Linked DNA regions of Homo sapiens: region 1 is linked to region 2. Evidence: read pairs that join two places in POLR2A ChIA-PET (ENCODE). Cell type or tissue: GM12878. All regions are shown on one strand. Each heading gives the region's core, and the rest is flanking DNA. Links, peaks and the distances in the headings are about the cores only.

What was found. ChIA-PET counts read pairs that join two places held together with the same protein. Peaks named below come from ENCODE experiments on the same cell type or tissue, not always from the same donor. Only the 100,000 strongest peaks of a DNase experiment are listed, where the experiment ranks them.
Region 1: POLR2A ChIA-PET joins it to region 2 with 10 read pairs; 8 of 35 experiments call an interaction of 5 or more read pairs at or near these places.

What each region holds. Positions count from the first base shown.
Region 1 is chr15:75,532,404-75,541,084 of GRCh38, reverse strand. All of the region lies in intron 1 of PTPN9 (protein tyrosine phosphatase non-receptor type 9), which reads left to right. Among named protein-coding and RNA genes, the nearest start is that of PTPN9, 43 kb to the left of the region's middle. In GM12878, for the core only: a CTCF peak has its summit at 8,483 (motif pointing right); no DNase peak of the experiment used is centred there.
Region 2 is chr15:75,642,398-75,651,078 of GRCh38, reverse strand. SNX33 (sorting nexin 33) reads right to left here and starts at 3,167. Exons shown (of 2, transcript NM_153271.2): 1 at 506-3,167. The coding sequence starts at 1,976. RefSeq lists an enhancer at 2,692-3,383 and a silencer at 3,009-3,548. In GM12878, for the core only: a CTCF peak has its summit at 3,068 (motif pointing right); no DNase peak of the experiment used is centred there; H3K4me3 peaks cover 1,768 bases; H3K27me3 peaks cover 198 bases.

The DNA.
Region 1 (8,681 bases), core at 517-8,516, 110 kb after region 2:
TATTTTTTGAGACAGGGTTTCACTGTTACCCAGGCTGAAGTGCAGTGGTGTGATCACAGCTCACTGCAGCCTGGACCTCCTAGGCTCAAGTGATCCTCCTACCTCAGCCTCCTGAGTACCTGGGACTACAGGTGTGCACCACCACACCTGGCTAATTTTTAATTTTTTTTTTAGAGACGAGGTTTCCCTGTGTTGCCCAGGCTGGTCTCAAACTCCTGGGCTCAAGCGATCCTCCCACCTCAGCTTCCCAAAGTGCTTGGATTACGGGCATGAGTCATCTCGTCCCACCTGGATCATCCTTTTTTTGTTTTAAATAGAGACAGGATCTCACTATGTTATCCATGCTGGTCTCAAGGAATCCTCCCACCTCAGCCTCCCAAAATGCTGGAATTATGTGTCACCTCACCTAGCAGCCGCCTGGATCATTCTTGCAGCAACTGAAAAGTACAAACAGGAAGGCAGCAGAAGTAGTGCTTCCAATCAGACCTGATTCACATTTTTCTTTCTTTCTTTCTTTCTTTCTTTTTTTTTTTTTTTTTTTAGAGACAGAGTCTTGCTCTGTCACCCAGGCTGGTGCGATCTCAGCTCACTGCAACCTCCACCTCCTGGGTTTAAGCGATTCTCCTGCTTCAGCCTCCTGAATGGCTGGGATTACAGGCATGTGCCACCACGTCTGGCTAATTTTTGTATTTTTAGTAGAGACAGAGTTTTGCCATGTTGGCCAGGCTGGTCTCGAACTCTTGAGATCCACCTGCCTTGTCTTCCCAAAGTGCTAGGATTACAGGCGTGAGCCAACATGCCCGGCCACACATTATTTTTAAAAAAGTATTTACAGTGCACTCAAACTTAGTTGACTCTATTCCCTTTTCTTTCATTGTGCCTATTTATTTGCTCTATCTCAATGGACTAAACTTTTGTAAAAGTCAGTTTCACTTTTGTTTTTTATTTCTGATGCTTTCCTTCAAAAAGGCAGAGAAACTGAGGGGTATTTTATGTCTTTAAATTTTTTAATGATACCTTTATAGGTCTTAGCCATAAGGAATTCTATACTTCACACTTCCTAATAAATAAAACGTGACATATAATTTAGAAGTTCACACATTCAGGCCAGACGTGGCGGCTCTTGCCTATAATCGCAGCACTTTGGGAGGTCAGGGGAGTTGCTTGAGGCGGATTACTTGAGGCCAGGAGTTCGAGACCAGCCTGGCCAACATGGTGAAACCCCGTCTCCACTAAAAATACAAAGTTAGCCTGGCGTGGTGGTGCGCGCCTGTAATCCCAGCTACTCAGGAGGCTGAGGCAGAAGAATCACTTGAACCTGGGAGGCCAAGGTTGCAGTGAGCCGAGATCACACCGCTGCACTCCAGCCTGGGTGACAGAGGGAGATTCTATCTCAAAAAACAACAATAAAAAAGTTCACATATTCAAATGGGTGAACATTTCTACCTTCGTGGTCCTCCAATTAAATCTTCTCTACTAGGCTGGGCGCGGTGGCTCATGCCTGTAATCCCAGCACTTTGGGAGGCTGAGGCGGGCGGATCATGAGGTCAGGAGTTCGAGACCAGTCTGGCCAACGTAGTGAAACCCCGTCTCTACTAAAAACACACACAAAAAGTAGGCAGGTACGCCTGTAATCCCAGCTTCTTGGGAGGCTGAGGCAGGAGAATCACTTGAACTTGGGAGGCAGAGGTTGCAGTGAGCCAAGATTGTGCGATTGCACTCCAGCCTGGGTGGCAGTGCGAGACTCCATCTCAAAAAAAAAAAAAAAATCTTCTAAATACCAACTTCCTTCAGAGAGAAGATAGTAAATGTAATTTGTTTACTAAAGATAAATCACTGGCCGGGCACAGTGGCTCACGCCTATAATCCCAGCACTTTGGGAGGCCAAGGCGGGCGGATCATGAGGTCGAGAGATCAAGACCATCCTGGCCAAAATGGTGAAACACCTGAGATTACAGGCGTGAGCCACCACGCCCGGCCAAAAAAAAATTTTTTAAAGGTTGCTTATAGTTATCTTCCAATGCTGTTTCCCAGTTCATTTTCTTTCTTTCTTTCTTTCTTTCTTTTTTATTTTTTTTATAGAGACTGGGTCTTGCTTTGTTGCCTAGGCTGGTCTGGAACTACTGGATTCAAGTGATCCTCCTGCCTCAGCCTCACAAAGTGTTGGGGTTACAGGTGTGAAGCATTACACCCAGCCCCAGTTCATTTTCTCTCCCCAGAGGTGACCATTATTACCAGTTTTTTGTGTATCCTACAAATATTTATGTGCATATCTAAATTCCTATAATACTTTTTGCTTACTAATAGTCATATTACTTGTTTCATATACTGTATACTTAGATATACACTGTGTGGTTTCTGAATTTTATTCTCTTCTTTAACATTCCTTTTTTTTTTTGAGACAGGGTCTGGCTGTGTCACCCAGGCTGGGGGGCCATGCAGTGGTACAGTTTCAGCTCACTGCAGCCTCTGCCTCCCGGGCTTAAGTGATCCTCCCACTTGTGGGACTGTAGGCGTGTGCCATCATGCTGGGCGAATTTTTGTATTTTTTGTAGAGACGGGGTTTTGTCATGTTCCTCAGGCTGGTCACGAACTCCTGAGATCAAGCAGTCTGCCCACTTCGGCCTCCCAGAGTGCTGGGATTATAGATTGGAGCCACCACACCTGGCCTAAAATTCCTGTCTTTTTGCATCAGGTTGTTACGCATCTTTTGGCTTCTGTTAGGTATGACCTTCAGTGCAATGTTACATAGTGGTGGTAATAGCAGGTACCTGCTGGCCTTCTCATCTTTAATAGAAAAAAATTACGGGGCCTATGTGTGATGGATTTTACGCAGTGCATTTTCAGCATCTGTTGAGAAGGTTATATACTTTTTTTTCCTTTCCTGTTAACATAAAAATTGCTTTGATAGATCTCCTGATGTTAAACCAAGTCTTTACATTCCTCGGAGAAGCCTGTAATGTGAGAGCTATCTTTACTGTGAAGCTTTGTGTGTGTGTGTGTTTTGTTTTGTTTTGTTTTGTTTCGAGACAAAGTCTTGCTCTCTCTCCCAGGCTGGAGTACAGTGGCACAATCTTGGCTCACTGCAACCTCTGCCTCCTGGGTTCAAGTGATTCTCCTGCCTCAGCCTCCTGAGTAGCTGGGATTACAGGCAGGCACCACCACACACAGCTAATTTTTGTATTTTTAGAAGAGACAGGGTTTCACTATGTTGGCCAGGCTGGTCTTGAACGCCTGACCTCAGGTGATCCGCCTGCCTTGGCCTCCCAAAGTGCTGGGATTACAGGTGTGAGCCACCACGCCTGGCCTTTTTTTTTTTTTTTTTTTTTTTGAGATGGAGTCTCCCTCTGTTGCCCTGCTGGAGTGCAGTGGCACCATCTCGGCTCACTGCAACCTCCGCCTCCTGAGTTCAAGTGATTCTCCTGCCTCAGCCTCCCGAGTAGCTGGGACTACAGGTGCGCACCACCACGCCCAGCTAAGTTTTTTGCATTTTTAATAGAGGTGGGGGTTTCACCGTGTTGGCCAGGATGGTCTTGATCTCTTAACCTCATGGTCCACCCACCTAAGCCTCCCAAAGTGCTGGGATTACAGGCGTGAGCCACCGAGCCTGGCCTTTTTTTTTTTTTTTTTTTTTTTTTTTTAGGGAAGATATTTGACGATTCCTCTTGTTTTTGTTTAGATCACCATTTATTTGATTTTCAGCAATCACTAGTTTTTTTTTTTTTTTTTTTTTGAGACGGAGTCTCACTGTGTCACCCAGGCTGGAGTGCAATGGCATGATCTCGGCTCACTGCAACCTCAGCCTCCTGGATTCAAGCAATTCTCTTGCCTCAGCCTCCTGAGTAGTTGGGATTACAGGCGCCCACCACCATGCCCAGCTAAGTTTTGTATTTTTAGTAGAGACGGAGTTTTGCCATATTGGTCAGGCTGGTCTCGAATTCCTGACCTCAGGTGATCCGCCTGCCTTGGCCTCCCAAAGTGCTGGGATTACAGGTGTGAGCCACCATGCCTGGCCTGCAATCACTAGTATTTCTAAAAGAAAATTGTAAAAGTTCCTTTGTTCTTCATCTTCTGTCTGCCCTCTAAATGTTAATAATATTGAGACTTCAATAATTAATTCATTCATTCATCATAGATATTTATTAAGTAAGTGCTTTGTGCCAGGCACAGTGCTAGGAACTAGGTGAATAAAATAGATATGATCCCTGTCTTCAGGGAACTTACCTCCCTGTTGCTAGATTTTTTTTCCTTTCAGTCTGACTTCCCCACTGCTTATAGTTATTTTTTTGAGGTGGGAGAGGGGAACCAAACTCATCATCTCATCCCTTTGCTTAAAGATCTCTATTGAATCTTTTATGTTTATAGGATCATGTCTGGAATTTGAAGTACAGCATACAAGGGCCTTCCCAGTCTGGTTCAGCCCCCCTGTTCACACATCTCCCACCATTCTCCCTCATACACATTGGACACACTAGCTATATGATATCCCCAATAAGCCCTGTTCTTTCATGACCCTGATTTGAAACATTTTGTTCTCTGACTAGAATACTTTTCTCTGCCTGACAGATTCCTACTCATCCTTCAAGGCACTCCTAAAAAAATTTTTTTTATATCCATAGAGAGAGTTTGAATCCCATAGCATTCTGTTCATAGAACCTTCCTAGAATTTATTACATTATGTGGTAAAGATGTATTTATACATCTGTCTCCATAGTTAAATGATTGTAAACTGCTTGGAATAGGGTCTTTATGTCTCTATGTTGTGTCTTCTCACTTGATCTTAGCGAAAGGCCAAGAAGCGATCTATGTTGTGTCTTCTCAACAACTACTGTACTGATTAGCACAGAATGGGCCCTCAGCAAATATTTGTTGTGAATGTTTGACTAATCCTTTCTTTTCCCCTTCCCTTAAGTTTTTCTTTAAATGTGTGTGTGCACAGATTATGACTGGCCTTTTACTTTTTGCAAATTTTTGTTATTACATTGTTTTATAATACGATAAAATCAGAAAATATACTTAAAACTTTTCCCAAATGCAGTAAGAGCCTATTTAAGAAAGCATTATCTCTTTTAAAATCACATTTTAAGAAAAGGCAATGTTTTCCTGAGAAGTGGAAAATATTTGAGATAAACCAGTAAATATTAAAGGGACTGGATTTGTTTCCTTTTTTGGTACATTAACAAAGTGCTTATGGAAAAATCGTAGTTTTAGTTTGGAAATTCATCAAACCTCTTGCTGCCTTATAGCAAACCAGTGTGTCTTTGCTCAGAGTCTCACCTAGCAGATTAATATGGGCTGAAGAGATCAATAGATATAAAAAGGCAGTAATCACAATGAAGGAGAGAGGGGGGAAACAGGTCATGAGAGGAAGGTAGTTCATTAATGCATCCATCACTGAAATAATGGAGAAATGGCATATTTGTTGAAATACAGAAGTATCTTCAAATTTGTTAAAAGCCAGACATTGCATCTTATCTTGAATCACTTTCCTTATTTAGGTCTTCATTGCAGGATGACTGACTGCATTTTTTCATGGTGTTTGTTCTGCACAACACCTGTAATCAACACCTGTTTCTTTATTGTATTGAGACCTCTCCATAGTTTGCGCTGTTAAAAGGAGCTTGTGCCTAGGATGGCATTGTTAATCTCTGGAGCTGCCAGAGAAGTCTGAGAGTAGGGACAAAAAGATGGGAACTGAAGTCTAAATACTTCTGGCCTCAGCTTTTTCTTTATAGCCACAGAGCCTTGAATAAGGAATAATTGGTCCTTTAAAAAGTGTTTTCAGTTGAGGCCGGGCGCGGTGGCTCAGGCCTGTAATCCCAGCACTTTGGGAGGCCGAGGCAGGTGGATCACGAGGTCAAGGGATCGAGACCATCCTGGCCAACATAGTGAAACCCCGTCTCTACTAAAAATACAAAAAAATAGCCAGGCATGGTGGCGGCCGCCTGTAGTCCCAGCTACTCAGGAGGCTGAGGCAGGAGAATGGCGTGAACCCAGGAGACGGAGCTTGCAGTGAGCCGAGATCACGCCACTGCACTCCAGCCTGGGCAACAGAGTGAGACTCTGTCTCAAAAAAAAAAAAAATCGTTTTCAGTTGAATGTTTATTTCTTTTGTTTTTCTTTCTTTCTTGTCACCCAGGCTGGAGTACAATGACATGATCTTGGCTTACTGCAGCCTCTGCCTCCTGGGTTCAAGCTATTCTCCCGCATCAGCCTCCTGAGTAGCTGGGATTACAGGCGCAAGCCAGCACACCTGGTTAATTTTTGTTTTCTTAGTAGAGACGAGGTTTCACCCTGTTGGCCAGGCTGGTCTCAAACTTCTGACCTCAGGTGATCCACCTGCCTCGGCCTCCCAAGGTGCTGGGATTATAGGCGTGAACCATTGCACCTGGCCTTTTTTTTTTTTTTTTGAGATAGAGTCTCACTCAGTCACCCAGGCTGGACTGCAGTGGTATGATCTTGGCCCTCTGCAGCCTTGGCATCCTAGGCTCAAGCACTCCTCCCACCTCAGCCCCCCGAGTAGCTGGGACCACAGGCATGTGCCACCATGCATGGCTAATTTTTAAATTTTTTTGTAGAGATGGGGTCTCACCATGTTGCCCAGGCTGGTCTCTAACTCCTGGGCTCAAGCAGTCTTCCCACCTTGGCCTTCCAAAGTGCTGGGATTACAGATGTGAGCCACCACTCCCAGCCTGAACACATATTTCTAGTTTAAATGTATGGTTTTGTATAAAATGGATTAGAGAGATTGCATTGATACAGACTAAAGGGAAGCAACAGAGGTCATATGATTCTAAGAAATTCTATCTTTGTTGAAAGAAGTTTTAGTGTGAAATGACCAGAGTAAAGAAAAAAGAGAATGAACATTCATCCATTCAGAGACTACCAAGTGCTAGGTATGGTAGTGGGTGCTCTTCCATCCGTTTCTCATTCAAGGTGAGGAAATTGTGGCTCAGAGAGGTTAAATGACTTGCCCAAATAACACACAGTAGTGAATAAGAAGATGGATTGGTTCTTTATAATCCCCAAAACCACACTAAACTTTCTCCTTTGTTGCTAGGTAACTGATATTTCAGGAGACAGAAGTTTTTTGTTTATTTCAAGAGCAGGTTTCTTACAGGTCTGGCTCTTCACTCTCCTAGGTTGTCTTGGGATATAGGATTTAAGGTACTACCTGTGGAACTGAGAGTGCCAGCACATTATTCTTGTCCTCTTGAGTGGCTAGTTCCTTGCCCAAAGCTCATCTCAAAATTATAGCTGCTCTTGGGAGTTTGATGTAACATGGAGGCTATGTTGTTGGTTTTATTCTCTCTGATACCATTATTTCAACACTAATGAATTGTGTCCAGGGTGTACCCTGCTTAATTGACAGCTTTCTCAGCTGTTTTATAGCAGGTTCTCTAGTATCTTTATCTTCATGGCCATAGTCAAGAAACTTGTTTTTATTTATTTAAACATGGTTGTGGGAGAAGTAGATAATTATAGTATGCTTTTTGACTATGCAGGAACAAATCTTACCCTTGAGGCCAGGCACGGTGGCTCATGCCTGTAATTCCAGCACTTTGGGAGGCTGAGGCAGGTGGATTTCTTGAGCCCAGGAGTTCGAGATCAGCCTGGGCTACATGGTGAAACCCCATCTCTACTAAAAAATGCAAAAATTAGCCAGGCATGGTGACGTGTGCATGTAGTCTCAGCCACTTGGAAAGGCTGAGGCAGGAGGATCAATTGAGCCCAGGAGGTCGAGGCTGCAGTGAGCCATGATTGCTCCACTCCATCCTCGGTGACAAAGCAACAACCTGTCTCAAAAAAGCAAAACAAAACAAATCTTACCCTTACCTGAAAAACTGGTTAAGGAGGGTTGTAAGTGGTAATGTTAGTTTCTCCATATATCAATTCAGACCTTATCCCAAAGGAAGACCAGAGCTGTTTGAACTCCAGCTCTTCCTTAGCTGCCAGGTGTTAACAACTTGTGTTTCATAAGCATAGATAGATTCAAACCATTGTCCTGGAGTTAAAATATTTTCTAAGCTGTGACTCATCTTTTGGCTCATTCTTTCTTTCACTAGGAAATAAACTGAGTTTTAATTTTGAGAATTTCAATTATCCCTTCTGAAGACTGTGTTGCTGATTAAAGTTGCTGGGACTTGTTTTTCTGGTAACCAGCAGAGCTACAAATTACTTTGTACTCAGTGGTCATGTTAAACCTATGTGTAAGCAGAGGGAGAAATCTGATTAACTGTCTAAAGGAAGGTTGTTGAAGATGAGGCCATTCTTTCTGACTCCTTTTAGAGGTTCATCTCTTCCACCAGAGGGATGGGTGTGCAGGAGGGTGAATCTGAGGCTGAACAGAGCAGGTGCTACGCATGTGTATTTGTATCTGTAAATATCACATCACTGTTTATAGTACACTGGACTCTACATGCAAGGCCTGGTCAGGCCAAACCAGGAGGAATTGTTCCTGTGCTTAAAGCCAAGAATAACATCCTGACCAGCAGGGGGACAGAGGTCAGCTCAAGGCAACAGCTCTTGGGAGCTACAGAACATTAAGGACCTTGGAGGAACTGAGCTTAATAAAAAGGAAGGCAAGATGTACTTTGAAGGAAGTGTGTGAAACCTGCATGCCTTTCTCTTATTAGGACATGGTTTATTTATGAAAAATGAAAAGTTATCTTTTTTTTTTT
Region 2 (8,681 bases), core at 369-8,368:
CTATGTGTTCTCAGAACCCAGCATGACACCATGCATGATGGGTAAACGAGATGCAAACAGAGAAAATGAATGAACTGACAAGAAGGTAAATATCAAGCTCCATGAGGACAGAGACCGGGCCTGTGCACAACAATATCCCTGCACCTAGAAGCACATTTGCCACAGACACAGAGTTGATATTCAACACATTTGTTTGTTTGTTTGTTTGTTTGTTTGTTTTAGAGACAGGGTCTCACTCTGTCACCCAGGCTGGAGTGCAGTGGCACAATCGGGCTCACTGTAGTCTCAACCTCCTGGGCCCAAGTGATCCTCCTACTTCAACCTCCCAAAGTGCTGAGATTACAAGCGTAAGCCACCGTGCCCAGCCCAACACATTTGTTAAATGAATGATTGAGACAGAGAAATAAAGACAAGTTGCTCCATTCTATCCAGGCCATCCCCATCTCCCCAGGGCCCAGCAGAGAGCCAGACTCAGGACGAGTTTCCTGCCTGCACTGGGCCTTACCTTTTTGTAGATGGATGATGTCAGGGAAGTTGGAGAGCAGGCCCTGGTAGAGAGACAGTGTGTCCAGCATCTGGAAGAGGTCATTCTTGGGCTGCTCAGCAAACATCTCCCCGATGGCTTCATAGGTACGGCCCGTGTGAGAAATGGCACTGTTGAGGGCCTCAGAGCAAAAGGGGGGGTCCATCTGGAAGGAATGACTGATGGCCTGGAAGGCACTGCCCAGCTTCTGGAATTCCTTGCGGAAGCCCCCCACATGTTTACGCACCAGCTCTGATGCCACAGTGCTGAGCTGCAGGACGCTGTCGTCCATCTTCTTACTGAAGGCCTTGAAAGTGTCCACGCGATCTTCCACGTCCTGCAAGTCCTGGTGCTCGGTGGGGATCTGGAAGGTGAGCAGGAAGCTGGCACCCACCATCTCATCCTTCTCCGCCCGGCGTTTGCCCATCTTCCACTGCTTGTCATCCAGGCAGCTGAGGAAATGCTGGAAGCCTTCGTACTGGGAGAGCACAGGGTGGCTGGTCATGTGGTCCATCCAGAGGATGAGTCTCCGCTTCCGCTTTTCGATGAAGTCCTCCTCGAAGCGGCCAGTGGCCTGCTTCTCAGGCAGGTGGGGCACCGAGATGACAGTGAACTTGTGTAGCAGGCGGTTATAGAGCCAGTCAAAGTGTTTGTAGCGCCGGTAGACGGGTGAGGCAGCATGGGTGGGTGTGAGCTTGTAGGAGATGTAGCTTTTGATGCCCTTGAATTTGGTCTGTTTTGTGGGGTCCTCCACAGAGCAGGCAAATGGGTGGGGATTGGCCTTCCACTGGGGGCCACGAGGGCCCATTTCAATGGAGTATGTCTCAGCGATCTTGGCCATCATGGGCACATCACCCAGGATGAAGGCCTCCACTCCAGAACGCACAAAGCATGAGAAACGGTTGAGGTTACGGCCCACCACACTGCCTCGCTTGGCAGATGCCAGGCTGTCCTGCCGCTCCAGTGGTGGCTTGGGCCGGAAGGCCATGTGCTGGCTGGGGTAGGCACCAGGGTAGGAGAGGTTGAGGGGAGGGTGCCCGTTGGTGCCCAGCCCACCAGCCCGTGGCTCCTCCACCACTGTGCATCCGTCGTCCCAGTCATCCCAGTCATCATCATCATCCTCCTCAAAGCTACCCTGGTTTGAGAGGAAGCCACTGCCCCCACCACTCCTAGCTGGGCTGGCCACACTGGGGCTGTTGTACAAGCTCACCTGGGCTCCGGGAGAGCCTGCAGGGCTGCTGGAGTAGTCAGCATGGTTGGTGCTGATGCCAGAACGGACGATCTCCACATAAGAGGCAGGAAAGAGCCCTGTCTCCCCACGGCTGTTCTGGCCCTGCAGCCAGCCATCCAGTGAGGTCTCGCTAAAGATGACCAGGTCCTCATCCTGCTGGATGCTGATTTCCTCCTTGTTCTCACTGTGAAAGTCATAGAGGGCTCGGCCTTTCAGTGCCATGGCTGGGCTGGGTGGTATAGAAAGATGGGAAGGAGAGGGTCCTGCCCAGACCGGGGATGCTCACAAGGCAGTCCAAGAATGCACTCGCAGCTGAATGGCGCTTACACAGTTCAATCTCTCAGGTCCTAAGGTGGGGTCTCAGCACCCACAGATGCTGTCCAGTCTCCCCCTCTTCAAAGCAATGTCCATGGCCCAGAAACTGCCCTATCAGGTCTCCGGGCATATGCTTGTGAGCAGGGAGGGCTCATGTCCACAGTCTCCTCCTCCCTTAGCAGCCTCTGGGGGGTTAGAGGGGAATCTCTCCTAACTCCTACTCCCAGAAGAAAAGTCAAGTGACCTGGAGAAATCTGCCCTGCGAGGGGAAAAATTCGACACTTTCCACTGGAACAACGTTCTAAAATAGAAGAGACTCACTCTGAAACCACCATTCCAGAAACCCGGGCAGGGCTCGGCTGTCCCTCTGGCTCCCAGATTCTTTTGGCGGCTCTCGCTTTGGGAGGCTCTCACATTCCTCTGCAGATCTGCCCCTTCCTCCTTCCTCCTCTTGCTCCTGGGCCACTGGGTTTTCAAAAATCCGGAAAATCCAAGAGGGGCAAGGAGAAAAGCAGCAGCCGCCTGAATCGAGTCCAAGGGTGGATGTGTCCGGCTTCACAACGAGCCAGGCCGGGAAAACAAGGACTGAGGCTTACACAACAGGCCGCCAACTCTTCGACCCCGGCTGCGCAGCCGGAGCCCCCGCCGGCTCGGGCGCCCTCTCCCCGCCCCAGAAGTGGCCAGCCCCAACCCCGGAGGAAGGAGGGGGCGCGACGAGGCTGTCGGGCGACTTCTAGCCACTCGCTGAGTGGTCTCTTTTGTTTGCCTAATTCCTCAGCAGTTTCTGAGCCTGACGCTGACCCTGCTCTGAATCCCAGGAACCCCGTCCAAAGGTAACCCCAGCAGAAACCGGTTCCTCACCCGGGACTTACGACCCCCGATCACCACCCTCGCGTGCACGCACACACTCAACAGTTTGGAGTTTGGAGAGTGAGCTCCGGCGAGCAGATGGCGCGGCCAGCCGTCTGTCCGTCCGTCCTCCTCTCCGCCCTGCGGGGCCCGGCCAGTGGGGGGCGGGCTGCGCCCCCAGCCTGCCTTCCCCGGCGCTCGCAGACCCTCCGCTCCGCCAGCGAGAAGGCAGCTCCAAAACAAAAAGGCGATTCCGGGAGGTGGCGTCCTGAGGAAGGAGGGGATCGCCAAAGGGGAGGTGAGGGGTGGGGAGAGGGAGGAGGGAGGGGGAAGCAGGCTGGAGAATCGGGCAAACTCCGCTGCACTTCCGTGCGTCCCGGCGGGGCAGGGACGGCCAGCTCCGCCCTCCCGCGGGCCCGGGGCGCTGCAGCCGAGCCCCCGCCTACTCCTCCGCGCGGCTTCCCAGCTGGCCAGCGCCCTCGCTCGCTGGCGCTCAGTCCGGGAGGCGAGAGGGAGGAAACGACCCGGGAACGAGGGGGCCCGAGAGCCTCCGGGGCTGGTCCCTGGGACCGCCACCTCCCCTCCTCTCCCTCCGCCTGTCCGCCCTCGCCGGGAGACACCTCACGCCCCCGTGGTTGGAGCGCCCGGCGGGGGAGCTTGCCAGCTGCCGCTGCCTCGCTTCCTGGACTCCGTCATCCTCCTGCCTTTTCCGTGACGCAAATGGAGTAAAACTCCGAAAGTTTGCAAAGCGTGGGGCTGCAAGGAGCACCGCGCCAGAGCCAGGATCGGGAGATCGGGGTGGGGGGAGGGGGGTGCGTGGAAAGCCGCCGCGCCAGCTGGGGTTGGGGAGCAGAGTCGCGGACTCGCCTTCCCACCTTCCCATTCCCCACTCCTGCTCCGCAGGGACGGGTCGTGGCGCAGCTCAGAGATTGTTTTCCGGAGGAACAGAAACGGCCTGCGCGTTCCAGGCGTCTGACCTAAGATACCGAGAGCTGCGGGTGCAGCACCCTAGCCAGACAGGGCGACCCTGCCCTGGGCGACTAGCTTGGAAGGAGGGAAAGACACTACTCTACATCTGCAGCGACAGGGAACAAGTCTAGGTGCCACCCGGTTCCGTGTTGCTTAGTACAGCAGCGGGGACTGGATGTTCTGTGCTAGCCAGCGGCAGCAAGGAGAGAAGTGGTCAGGTAGAGAATCTTCGAGAAGAGGCAAGTGGGATCTGACCCTCGGTCAGCATATCGGGAACACTTTGGGCATTGATTCTGCTAGGCACTGTGCTGGGCACTGGGGAGTAGTACACCACAAGGCAGTCGGGGTTTCTATCCTGGGGGGCTTACAGTCCACCCTCTCTTGTCTTTAATCAATCCATTCTGTCTCAGTCATTCATTCAGCCAAGTCATGCACTCAAGAAACATTAACTGAGTACCTACTCTGCACCAGGCCCCTGAGCTACAAAGACAAATAAGACATTATCCTTATTTTCCAAAAGCTCAGATATGTTGTGACAAGTAGACAAATGCTCCCTGCCCAGTGTGACTAGTTAGTGCCATGAAAAGTGCACATGAGGGTACCTACCCCAGCCTGGGTAGAGCAAGGATCAAGGAAAGCTTCCTGAAGGAGGAAGTGCCTAAGATGAGGCAAAGGCTTCAGGAGGACTCCCTTTCCTGGCTATACCCTGGAGTCTTGTCTACCCTGTCTAGCTAGATCTTCCCTTCATTCTCTCCCTAGTCACTTATTGCAGATTAACTGGTACAAGGTAGTTCTGCTAAAGATGGATACCTTTGGCTGTTTTGAGGGACATGGTTCCCAGACCTCTGGCTCCAAAACCCAGTTTCACTGGTTCAGTGAGTGGATCCGACTCCCTTCGCAGGTCTGGCATTTGACCAGAATAAAGGCCTATGTACAAACCCCAGAAGGCTAGGTATCAATTTGCACAGAGAAATAAAACTGTCAAGCAGAACTGAATTTCTGCATCAATAGATCAAGGCAGTTTGGGCTACCCCTTGGGAAGCCCAGTTACCAGAAAGTTAGCTCAGTGAGTCTGGAACCCCCAAGAGGGGAAAGGGTATGAGGAGTCTCTCAGTCAAGTAACCTTAAAACCTTGCTTCCTGTCATGGGGCAGCCTTCATTCTAAAGACAGTTCGTCCTAGCATCTCTAAGACAGAATATACGTTTTCCCCACGTGCTTTTAGGACCCCCCCCTTCCCTGTGATCTATCTTCTGTCCACATAGCCTTTCTCCAAACTGAGTTTAACAATAGCATCAGGGCTGGGTGCAGTGGCTCACACCTGTAATCCCAGCACTTTGGGAGGCCAAGGCAGGTGGATTACTTGAGCTCAGGAGTTCGAGACCAGCTTGGCCAACATGGCGAAACCCCATCTCTACTAAAAATACAAAAAATTAGCTGGGCGTGATGGCGCATGCCTGTAATCCCAGCTACTCAGGAGGCTGAGGTAGAAGAATTGCTTGAACCCAGGAGGCAGAGGTTGCAGTGAGCCGAGATTGTGCCACTGCACTCTAGCCTGGTGATAGAGCAAGACTCCAATCTCAAAAAAAAAAAAAAAAAGATAGCATCAGCCAGGTGAGGTGGCCAGGAGTGAGAGGCTGCAGTGAGCCAAGATGGTGCCATTGTATATGTCATTATACTCCAGCCTGGGGGACAGATCGAGACGCTGTCTCACAAAAAAAAAAAAAAAGCAAAAAAAAGCATCTACTTCCTTAGTGCTTGCTGAGTGATGGACACTACAGTAAACGCTTTACCTTTATTAGTTTACTTAATACAATTGGGATTTCTGTTCACCCAATAGGGTCCCCCTCCAGCCCAACCTCCCCGAGGCGTCCTCAGCCACCACCCTTGACAGACTTTAGTTGGTTCCCAAACACTCAGTCACACATTTACAGACCAGCCATTTTGGATTTACTCCCACATGTGTTCTAGACGGGTTTTTTTGTAACTCTCAGGAGCCACCCTTATTTCCAGGTTCTTGGGAGGAACTCACTCCTCAGCCTCACTGAGATTTCCAGAACCTGTATCTTCCCATTCCCTCCCCTCCAGGGACCTTCTTCAGTCCTAGGGGAAACAGGCCATGTTAGCAGTCTCAGGAAACTGCACTAACCCTTGTGATCTCCCTATACCCTGCCCATTCCTATGGAAACAGTCCCTTTAGTCAAGTCTCACATTATTCTTTTTTTCTTTTCTGTTTTTTTTTTTTTTTTTTTTGAGACAGGGTCTCACTCTGTTGCCCAGGCTGGAATACAGTGGCACAATCACAGCTCACTGCAGCTTCAACCTCCCTGGGCTCAGGTGATCCTCCCCACCTCAGCCTCCCAAGTAGCTGGAACTACAGGCACCCGCCACCACATCCAGCCAACTTTTGTATTTTTGTATAGGGGGCTTTTCACTATGTTGCCCAGGCTGATCTCAAACTCCTGGGCTCAAGCAATCCTTCTGCCTCGGTCTCTCAAAGTGCTGGGATTACAAGCATGAGCCACCACCCCCAGCCTCTCACGTTATTCTCACTGGGGTGTGTTCTGTCTTTCCTGCTGGGACCCTGATTCATACACAGGAAACAGCATCCATCCCTCATCCAGGCATCCAATTTCCATCCTTTAGGAAAGGAAACAGCAAGGGAGAACTGTGCCCAGTGGTTTTCAGGCTGACTCTGCTGGTGGCAGCCTGCAGGACACACTGGACTATTACTGTAGGAATGCAGACAAAAGATGATGAGGGCCTGACATAGGGCAGGGGTAACAGGCTGGAGAGACAAAAATCTGGGAGAGCTTTTGGAGGTAGAATAGACTGGGAAAGCAACCAATAAGCTGCAGCTATTGAGTGAAGTATCAACCCACATGTTAAAAAAGATTTTTTTTGAGGCCGGGCATGGTGGCTACTGCCTGTAATCCCAGCACTTTGGGAGGCTGAGGTGGGCGGATCACGAGGTCAAGAGGTCGAGACCATCCTGGGCAACATGGTGAAACCCCGTCTCTACTAAAAATACAAAAATTAGCTAGGCATGGTGGCGTGTGCCTGTAGTCCCAGCTACTCAGGAGGCTGAGGCAGGAGAATCGCTTGAACCTGGGAGGCAAAGGTTGCAGTGAGCCGAGATTGCACCCGCCACTGCGCTCCAGCCTAGCGACAGAGCAAGACTCCATCTCAAAATTTTTTTTGACTCCACTTTCCCCACCAGCTATTGCCCCATTCCTCTGCTCACCTTTGCAGCAAAATTCCTTGAAATAGCTGTCTATACTAAGTGCGTCCAATTTTTTTTCTCCTGTTCTCTCTTTAAATCCCTCTGGCCAATCTTTTACTCCCACACTCCACTGAACTATTCTTGTCAAGGTCATCAATAGCCTTGGTGTTGCTGGACCCTAATGGTTATTCTCAGTCCTTCTCTTATTTAGCCTTTTGGTAGCATTTGACCTGGTTGATCACTCCTTCCTCCTGGATACATTTTCTTCATTTGCATTGGAGAGAACATACTCTCCTGGTATTTCTTCCACCTCACTGGTTCATCCTCTTCTCTCCAATAATTCTTTTTTTTTTTTCTTTTTTGAGACAGTCTTGCTCTGTCACCCAGGCTGGAGTACAGTGGTGCGATCTCGGCTCACTGCAACCTCCGCCTCCCAGGTTCAAGCAATTCTCCTGCCTCAGCCTCCCAAGTAGCTGGGATTACAGGCGCCCGCCACCACGCCTGGCTAACTTTTTGTATTTTTAGTAGAGATGGGATTTCACCGTGTTAACCAGGCTGGTCTCGATCTCCTGACCTCATGATCCACCTGCCTCAGCCTCCCAAAGTGCTGGGATTACAGGCATGAGCCACAGCGCCCAGCAAGCCTCCAATAATTCTTAACGTTAGAGTAACCACAGTAGAGTTGTCCTCTTGTCTTTTGTATCCATAGGCACTCCTTTGATGATCTCATCCAGCCGAATGACTTCAAATACCACTCATTCTAGTAATGCCCAATTTTTTAAATCTCCAGCCCTTTTTAAAAAAACTCTTAACTCATATATCTATTTCTCCTTGACATCTCCCCTCAGAAGTCTAATGGATGCCTCCAACCAAAAATGTCCAAAATTGAATTTCTGAGCCGGGCATGGTGGCTTATGCTTGTAATCCCAGCACTTTGGGAGCCTGAGGTAGCAGGATCGCTTGAGCCCAGGAGTTCAACACCAGCCATGACAACATAGTGAGACCCCATCTCTACAAAAAATTTAAAAATTAGTAGCCAGGTGCAGTGGCTCACGTCTATAATCCCAGCACTTTGGGAGGCCGAGGGTGGGCGGATCACCTGAGGTCAGAAGTTCGAGACCAGCCTAGCCAACATGGCAAAACCCCGTCTCTACTAAAAATACAAAAATTAGCTGGGTGTGGTGGCAGGCGCCTGTAATCCCAGCTACTTGAGAGGCTGAGGCAGGGATAATTGCTTGAACCTGAGAGGCGGAGGTTGCAGTGAGCTGACATCGTGCCATTGCACTCCAGCCTGGGCAAGACTCTGTCTCAAATAATAATAATAATAAAATAAAAAATAAAAATTAGCTGGGCATGGTGGCATGTGCCTGTAGTCCTAGCTACTCAAGAGGATTGCTTGAGGCTGGAAGGTTGAGGCTGCAGTGAGCCTTGGTCGTACCACTGCACTCCAGCCTGGGCAACAGTGTGAGACCCTATCTCAAAAACAAAAACAAACAAAAAACATAAGTGTCAATCCTTTGCTCAAAACCCCGAAGTATATGCCTCTCAACATAAAAGCCAAAGTCTTTTCAAG